2 separate regions of the Homo sapiens genome follow, and region 1 is linked to region 2. A link is an interaction called in ENCODE POLR2A ChIA-PET data of the cell type or tissue named here. Cell type or tissue: GM12878. All regions are shown on one strand. Each heading gives the region's core, and the rest is flanking DNA. Links, peaks and the distances in the headings are about the cores only. Region 1 holds the start of LOC105378447 (a long non-coding RNA gene). Region 2 overlaps RRP12 (ribosomal RNA processing 12 homolog).

Region 1 (4,392 bases), core at 191-4,190, 160 kb before region 2:
TCTCATTTCAACATGTCATCAGTGTAAAAAATTATCGAGATATTTTTATATTCCTTTTTTCTTCCTACATCTTTGAATTCTGTTATTTCGCACAGCACATCTCAGTTCAGATGGGCCACGTTTCCAGTGCTTAATATGCACCTGTGGCCAGAGACGAACGCATTAGGCAGGGCATGCAGAAGAGCAGAGAAATGAGGACAGACCCTCCCTAAGCAGTTCCTGCAGGGCGTGGGGAGTGTTGGCGGAGGTAAGTGAGTGGATGCCCTCCTGCGTCCGAATGCCATTTATCCTCTTCCCGGAAGGCGCGCTTCTTGCTGTCCTCTGGGAGCCACCACTGAGAGGCTCTGGGAGTGTCCTGTGCAGATCAGCAAGCAGTCAGGAGCCGAGCAGCCCAGCGCCATGCAGAGGATGCCAGCTGGGCTCCTGGGCCAAATGCAGGCTGCAGAGGGGTCGGGTTTGGCTTCCATGGCGTTCTTAAATATCTTGAAGCACTTGTGGTTCTCATTACCTTACATGACCTTCCTGGCTCCTATAGATATTGGGTTTTGTAACCCCTGCCTAACACCATAGTCCTGGGAGTCCAGCAGCCCTGGATGTTAGGTTGGCCACTTTGTCAGCTACGTTTCTTTGTAACTGACAACATAAGTTATCAAACTATTCATATGTGTCTTCTATACAATTGGAGATAACAGTACCTGATATGGTTTGGCTTTGTGTCCCACCCAAATCTTATGTCGAATTGTAATCCCCACAGGTCAGGGGCAGGACACGGTGGGAGGTGATTGGATCTTGGGAGTGGTTTCCCCCATGCTGTTCTCCTGATAGTGAGAGAGTTCTCACAAGATCTGATCTTTTTTTTTTTTTTTTTTTTTGAGATAGAGTCTCACCCTGTTGCCCAGGCTGGGGTGCAGCGGCGTGATCTTAGCTCACTGCAACCTCCACCTCCCAAGCTCAAGTGATTCTCGTGCCTCAGCCTCCAGAGTAGCTGGGATTACAGGCATGTGCCACCACGCCTGAATAATTTTTGTATTTTTAGTAGAGACAGAGTTTCACCATGTTGGCCCAGCTGGTCTCAAACTCTGGCCACACATGATCCGCCCACCTTAGCCTCCCAGAGTGCTGGGATTATAGGCATAAGCCACTGCACCCAGCCAAGATCTGATGGTTTAAAAGTGTGTGGCAGTCCCCTGGCCCCCTTCTGCTGCCATGTAAGACATGCCTTGCTTCCCCTTCGCCTTCCACCATAATTGTGTTTCCTGAGGCCTTCCCAGCCATGCAGAACTGAGATTCAATTAAACCTCCTTTCCTTATAAATTACCCAGTCTCAGGTGGTTCTTGATAGCAGTGTGAAAACAGACAAATACAATACCTCACAGAGATGTATGAGTTTAATGAAACAATGAATTAATTGGCTAGCACAGAGCTCAGTAGATAGTAAGTACTCAATAAATTAGTTTTTCATTCACAAGAAATTTGAACTCCTTAGAGGCCCTGCTGGAAAAAGGGAAGTACGTGGGCAGAAGGGGCTCCCATCAGCGATCCCCACTTCTGAACATGAGTGCTGAGGAATGGCTTCTGGGCTCACAATTTTCATTAATTTTTTAGTGTCAAGAAATGTCTTTTCATTCAGGCTGGACACACAATAGACTCTAGGATGTTAACAACTTCAAATGGGGTGAAAAGCTATACTGGTTTTTGAGAACTTTCTTAGGTTATTTGCCACATGTACACATGTACACACTCCACAGGGATTTACAATTTATAAAGCTCTTTTTAATACATGATCTTGTCTGGATTTCAGAGTACATTATATGGAGAAGTAGAGTGGTTGTCAATATCTGTATTTTACAGATACGTTGAAACTTAGCAAGATTATGTAATAGGTCGGTGCAAAAGTAATTGTGGCTTTTGCCATTAAAATGCCACATACTTTTGCACCAACCTAATACTTACAGTTCTCATACATTCACATGTAGACAGAGTAACTGAATCCAGACTCCACGGCTGTGGTTCCTGGTGTGGTTTCCTTCCTCTGGCACCAACCATCAAACCCATTTTCACCATCCACTGTGAATGTCATGTGGGTCTGAACTATTATGTTCAGCCCTTCAAGTGAACCAGTGGAACTTAGTTGAATGAGACCACAGCCTCTTATTTCTAGAAGCTTCTACTGTGAGACTAAGAAATGTGATTATGTAGAGAATGACTAGTAAATAATTCTTAGTTTTTTTTTAATTGAGCTGAGAGCAAATAAAACACAAATGAGTTTTTTTTAATGGAACTGATGTTTGCTTTTAGGTTGAAACTTCCTAGCTCATCAAATACAACACAATCCCAATGGGAGAGATTGAGGTTGGATATATCTTCCAAAGAATGCCACTTTCTAAAAAGGATAGTGTTTCCACTGCAACAGTTTCAGTTCCCTGGATAGAATCTTCTGCTCATGTAAGGATCTCCCTTAACACAGCTATAAAAATAAACAGAATATTGCTGGGCATGGTGGTGTGTGCCTGTAGTCCCAGCTACTCAGGGGACTAAGGGAGGATCACTTGAGCCCAGAAGTGGCTATTCACGGGTGTGATCACAGAACCTGAACTAGCCACCGAATAACCACTGAACTCCTGTCTCCAGCCTGGGTAACATATTGAGATCCCCATCTCTAAAAAAAAAAGAATGAAAGGAGGGAAGGAAGGAAATGAGTAATATTTAACTGCATCAGAGGAATAACCTCTGCTTCTCTCATGCTTAGTATGCTAACTTGCTTTTCTTGGTTCTCAAATGATGCAATCTGACAGAGCTGCAGCTTCCTGGTTGAGGGTTATTTTTTCATGCCTATATTTAAGATGCTTAATTTTGTGATTCATTCTTTATAATTAGATATAATGTTTAGAATATATCCATGTATATCATATTCACATTTTTCCTTTGAGGGCTTTAATTTTCCCCTCTGAGCTGATCTCAACTGCAACCTTTTTTTTTTTTTTTTTTTTTAAGACAAGGTCTCACTCTGTCAGCCAGGCTGGAGTGCAGTGGCATGATCTTGGCTCACTGCAGCCTCCACCTGCTGGGCCCAAGTGACCCTTCCACCTCAGCCTCCTGGGTAGCTAGCACCACAGGCACACACCACCACGCCCAGCTATTGTGTGTGTGTGTGTGTGTGTGTGTGTGTGTGTATTTTTAGTAGAGACAGGGCTTCACCTTGTTGCCCAGGTTGGTCTCGAACTCCTGAGCTCAAGTGATCTGCCTGCCTCAGCCTCCCAAAGTGCTGGGTTTACAGGTGTGAGCCATGGTGCCTAGCCTCAACTGCAACCTTAAATTTGCAATTGCCATGAGTCAAGAGAGCCCCAGCTGTGTCCATGTGGAAAACTGACATTTCCCCCAAGGTCGGTGTGTGTGTGTATATATGTGTGTGTGTGTGTGTGTGTGTGTGTGTGTGTGTGTGTGTGTGTGTATATATATATATATATATATATATATATATATATATATATATGCATGCCCTGGACCATGTACAGTTGAAAAACATGGGTTTGAACTCCACAGGTCCACTTACAAGCAGATTTTCTTCCATCTCTGCCACTCCTGAGATAGCAAGACCAACCCCTCCTCTTCCTCCTCAACCTACTCAATGTGAAGATGATGAGGATGAAGGCCTTTATGATGATCCACTTCCACTTAATGAATAGTAAATTTATTTTTCCCTTCCTTAGGATTTTCTTAACACTTTCTTTTCTCTAACTTACTTTATTATAAGAATACTATATGAAATACATGTAACATACAAAGCATGTGTTAATTGACTTTATGTTATCCATAGGGCTATTAGTAGTTAAGTTTTGGGGAAGCCAAAAGTTATATGTGGATTTTTCGACTGTATGGGGGTTGGTGCCTCTAACCCCAGCACTGTTCGAGGGTCAACTGTGTACCTTGTTAGTTTGAATTACAGCTCTTTTCTAGCCCACTGGCCCCACTTTTTTGGTTTCTTTGCCCCTTGGGCTCATGATTTTTAGACAGCCTGTTTCTTTTCTCTTTTGCCCACAGATATGGTTCAATTGAAATAAGCACTCCTCAATACTAAGGCATTGAAAATAAAAACAACCTATTTCTGAGAATAAAAGAGGAGAGCTAGCATGACACCAGTGGCCCCAGCTACTCACCCTAATCCCGATTCTAGGATAGAACACTCAGGTTCTGGGCACTGGATGCTGATGATAAAGGATTAGATATTAATGATCAATTTGAACCAAGACTTGGTCATTGCTCAACTTCAATTTTTCTTCCTTTTTTTTTTTTTTTTTTATAGTGAAAATCAAGAGGCTGGGCCTTGAAGCATCTCAGCAAGCATGACGTCCTCTACACCATACCCTCTGGCCTGGGGTTCAGCAGTCTTCA
Region 2 (4,392 bases), core at 229-4,228:
CAAGGGGCTTGAAGGAGCTCATGAACAATAATAATAGCTAGTACCTAACTGAGCATTCATGATGTACCAGTCACCGTTCCTGGTGTTTTACACCTGCTAACTCCTTCAATCCTCATAGCAACCTTGTTGCAAGAACTATTATCGTGCCCATTTTACAGATGAGGCCTTAGAGGCAGAATGGATAAGTAATTTGTCCAAGGTCACACAGCCCATGAGTGACGGGGCTGGGATCAGAACCTGGGCAGTGTATCTCCTGGGTCCTTGTTCCTCCCTACCAGACTAAATGGCCTCTCCAGGAAGAAGGAACTAGTCAGCACAGCCTCTCAGCACAGCCTGGAGAGTTAATACTTCAAGGCTTCCTTAAATAATGCAAGAGGGAACCCACAGTGCTTCTGCCAGATGCACCCTCCAGCTCCCTGGGCTGCTCCAGCTCAAGTGGGAGGCCCTGAGCATGTTACCTGGTAAAGTCAGAGCTGGCAGGGTCGAGCACCTTCTCACTGGCTTTTTCCAGGAGACTGTTCACCAACTTGTGGCCCCGAGGGAATGAGGAGAAGAGAGTCATTGGGGAGGAGCGAAAGAAAGCAGCAATGGCAGCAGTCCCAGAGCGGCCTCCCCATCAGCCCCCAGCCCTGCCCAAGCCATGACTGCTGGTATGTGCTCCAAAACACAGAGACCCACGTGAGCCCTGGTGGGTAGGGTCTCGGCCTCTCTGACCCTGCCCACCTGAGAGCTCCCCTCCTCCCTCCTTCCCTCCCTTCCGTGGCTCACCTGAGTGTCAGTGATGGTGAGGTAAGTTCTGATGGTTTCCAGCACAGCCCGGCGAGGGGCTGGAGTGTCCCCGGCTGCCACGGGCTGCCCATACAGGTTGAAGAGGATCGGCAGAAAGTTCTTGGCAAAGCGACTCACTTCAGCACGGTCAGCCTCTGGTAAAAGGATCAAAGTTTGCACTAAAGGCACAGGAGCTGACTGTGCCTCAGTGGCTGCTGGGGCTGTGGCCCAGAGGCCCTCTCTTGGGGGAGCTGGCAGGACTTGGAATCCATGGGTTTGGGGCTCTCTGTGGCAGAAGCTGAGCCAGGGCATGGAGAGCCTGGTGCCCCAGTGGCCCATGGTCCTCGATGGCTCCAACCCCAGGGAGCCAGCAAAGTTATCCCCTGGGGTCTGCAGCAGAAGCAGCAAAGGATGAGCTCCAGAGGTGAGTTTCTGTGGCTCTGCCTGGCAAGGAGTGTAGCAAGCCAGGGGATGGGGCCAGGGACCTGTGTCATCCTCCCCAGCCCCCACTCCCACAGCCCACACGTACCTGCCTGGCAGCCCTTGGTGATGAGGGTGCGCAGGGCCTGGCACACGGTGACCCTCAGGTCTGGACGCTCGCTGATGGCCATGCCCAGCGTCCGTGCCAGCCCTTTGAAGGAGATGGCCACATCTGTAGGCCTTGTGCAGAACCCAGGCAGGAGTGTCCACATCTGGAGAAGGAGGGGACAATAAAGGAAGGTGACACGCAGCCACCTGTGCCCCTGTGTGCTTCTCCCCACGCCCTCCCCCAGCTGACCCTTACCTGCCACTGGAGTGTGTCGTAGATCTTAGATTCCACTGTGCTGCCTGCCTGAGCCAGGTCCATGGCTGCAGTGTGACAGAGGGACAGAGTGTGAGCCCAGCACCCTCCTGGCCAACAGCCTTATTTACCAAACCAAACCAAAAGCCCAATGATGAGGACAGGAATATGGGTGACTTCCCCCCATCTCCATGAATTAAATCATACTTGTTCATTCTAAAATACTCAAATGAACCTATAATAAACAGAAAGCAAACGTCTCTCCATACTCTTACTCCCCCAGAGATAGCCTCTGTTTCTTGTTACTTTTTTATACTTCTTTAAACACATGCCCAATTTTTTTTGTTTGTTTGTTTTGTTTGAGACAGGGTCTCACTTTGTGGCCTAGGCTGGAATACAGTGGCGCAATCTGGGCTCACTGCAGCCTTGACCTCCCAGGCTCACGCGATCCTCCTACCTCAGCCTCCCAAGAAGCAGACTACAGGCGTGCATGCCACCACACCCACCTAACTTTTTGTAGACGTAGGGTTTCACCATGTTGCCCAGACTGGTCTCGAATTCCTAAGTTTGAGCGATCCATGTGCCTCGGCCTCCCAAAGTGCTGGGATTACAGGTGTGCAACACTGCACCCAGCCACATGCCCACTTTGTAAAACATAAACAGGGGCTGGGTGCAGTGGCTCACACCTGTAATCCCAGCACTTTGGGAGGCTGAGGCGGGCAGATCATGAGGTCAGGAGATTGAGACCATCCTGGCTAACATGGTGAAACCCCGTCTCTACTAAAAATACAAAAAATTAGCCGGGAGTGGTGGCAGGCACCTGTAGTCCCAGCTACTCGGGAGGCTGAGGCAGGAGAATGGAGTGAACCCGGGAGGTGGAGCTTGCAGTGAGCCGAGATCGTGCTATTGCACAACAGCCTGGGTGACGGAGCGAGACTCTGTCTCAAAAAAAAAAAAAAAAAACCATAGGGAGGAATATACTATATATATAGCATTCTGTAACCTTGTTTACTTGACAATAAAGCTGGTAACATTTACTGAGCAAGTACTATGTGGTAGTCTGTAATGAGCACTTCACATGACTTTTTCATTTAATCCTCACAAAACTTGCCCATTTTAAGATGAGGAGCAGACCCTGGGAAATTAAACAAAACCTGCCCCAAGCCACGAACTGTGGAGCGGCGGAGTTGGGATATAAACCGTGTCTGTTCGACTCACCATCTGCTAAACTTGTCTGTCCCTACCTAGTGGTTTCTTTCTTTCTTTATAATGCCTACATCATATCCCAAAGTGGGACTTAAAAAATATTTTTGTAGAGACGGAGGTCTCACTCTGTTGCCCAGGCTGGCCTTGAACTTCTGGGCTCAAGAAATCCTCTTTCCTCAGTCTCCCAAGTAGCTGGAACTACAGGTGAGCCTACCACACCTGGCTAACTAAAAAAAAAAAAAAAAAATTTTTATAGAGACAGGGTCTTGCTATGTTGCCCAGGCTGTTCTTGAACTCTTGGCCTCACACAATCCTTCTGCCTCAGACTCTCAGAGTGTTGGGATTACAGGCGTAAGCTGCTGCATCTGGCCAAAAGTAGGGCTTTACCATAACTAATTTAACTGGAACCCTAATGAGAAAGATACTAGATGTGTTACAGTTTTTGCCAGTATAAGCCAATACTGTCAGGCACGTCTTTGCTAGGAACATAAATCAGTACGCACTTGTCTATCTTCTCAGGACAGATACCTGCGTGTAGTATTACCAGGACAAAGGGAATACATAACATCAGCCTTAAGAATAATGCCAGGGTTTATAGGTAACATTAATGATGGTAATGACCCTCATTTTGGGGGTTCATCTGTATTTTCTTTGATGGGCATATATTTCTATTGAAAATAGAACAAATTTTTCCTTTTTAATATCAGGAAAAACTTTAAGTTACTAATATGTGCACATTAATTCCAACAGAGTAGAAATACAATACTATTTTTACACAGAAAAAAATGCAGCCAGACATGGTGGCTCACACCTGTAATCCCAGCACTTTGGGAGGCCAAGGCGGGTGGATCACTTGAGGTCAGGAGTCCGAGACCTGCCTGGCCAACATGGCGAAAACTTGTCTCTACTAAAAATAAAAAAATTAGCGAGGGGTGATGGTACACGCCTGTAGACGAAGCTACTCAGGAGGCTGAGGCAGAATTGCTTGAAAACCTGGGAGGTGGAGGTTGCAGTGAGCCAAGATCGCACCACTGCACTCCAGCTTGGGCAACAGAGCAAGACTCTGTCTCAAAACAAACAAACAAACAAACAAACCGACCCAAACAAAGCAAAGGAAAATACATTAAAAACTTGAGTAGTAACAATTTCTGGGTGGGAAGACTGAATGACTTTTACTTTCTTTTTTTTTTTTTTTTTTTTGAGATGAAGTCTCGCTCTGTCTCCCAGGCTGGAGTGCAGTGGTGTCATCTCGGCTCACTGCAACCTCTGCTTCCTGGGTGCAAACGATTGTCCTGCCTCAGCCTCCCAAGTAGCTGGGATTACAGGTGCGTGCCACCATGCCCAGCTAATTTTTGTATTTTTAGTAGAGACGGGGTTTCTCCATGTTGTTTAGGCTGGTCTCGAACTCCTGACCTCATGATCTGCCCGCTTCAGCCTCCCAAAGTGCTGAGATTACAGGCACGAGCCACTGCGCTTGGCCTTACTTTCTTCTTTAAGCACTTCCTGTATATTCTACAAGATCATGTGTGAAATCAGGAAACTGCCCTAGAGCAGGGTTTCTCAATCTTGACAATGTGGACATTTTGGGCCTAGTACTCTTTGTTGTGTGAGGTCGTCCTGTGCATTGCAGGGTGCTT

Evidence for each region. ChIA-PET counts read pairs that join two places held together with the same protein. Peaks named below come from ENCODE experiments on the same cell type or tissue, not always from the same donor. Only the 100,000 strongest peaks of a DNase experiment are listed, where the experiment ranks them.
Region 1: POLR2A ChIA-PET joins it to region 2 with 7 read pairs; 2 of 35 experiments call an interaction of 5 or more read pairs at or near these places.

Annotation. Positions count from the first base shown.
Region 1 is chr10:97,215,492-97,219,883 of GRCh38, forward strand. The region is part of intron 11 of ARHGAP19-SLIT1 (ARHGAP19-SLIT1 readthrough (NMD candidate)); the gene reads right to left. It overlaps LOC105378447 (a long non-coding RNA gene), which reads left to right and starts at 3,482. Exons shown (of 3, transcript XR_946226.3): 1 at 3,482-3,685; 2 at 4,304-4,392. In GM12878, for the core only: no CTCF peak of the experiment used is centred there; a DNase peak (open chromatin) is centred at 2,650.
Region 2 is chr10:97,372,278-97,376,669 of GRCh38, forward strand. RRP12 (ribosomal RNA processing 12 homolog) reads right to left here. Exons shown (of 34, transcript NM_015179.4): 16 at 1,553-1,617; 17 at 1,298-1,460; 18 at 769-923; 19 at 459-526. Among named protein-coding and RNA genes, the nearest start is that of RRP12, 27 kb to the right of the region's middle. In GM12878, for the core only: no CTCF peak of the experiment used is centred there; no DNase peak of the experiment used is centred there.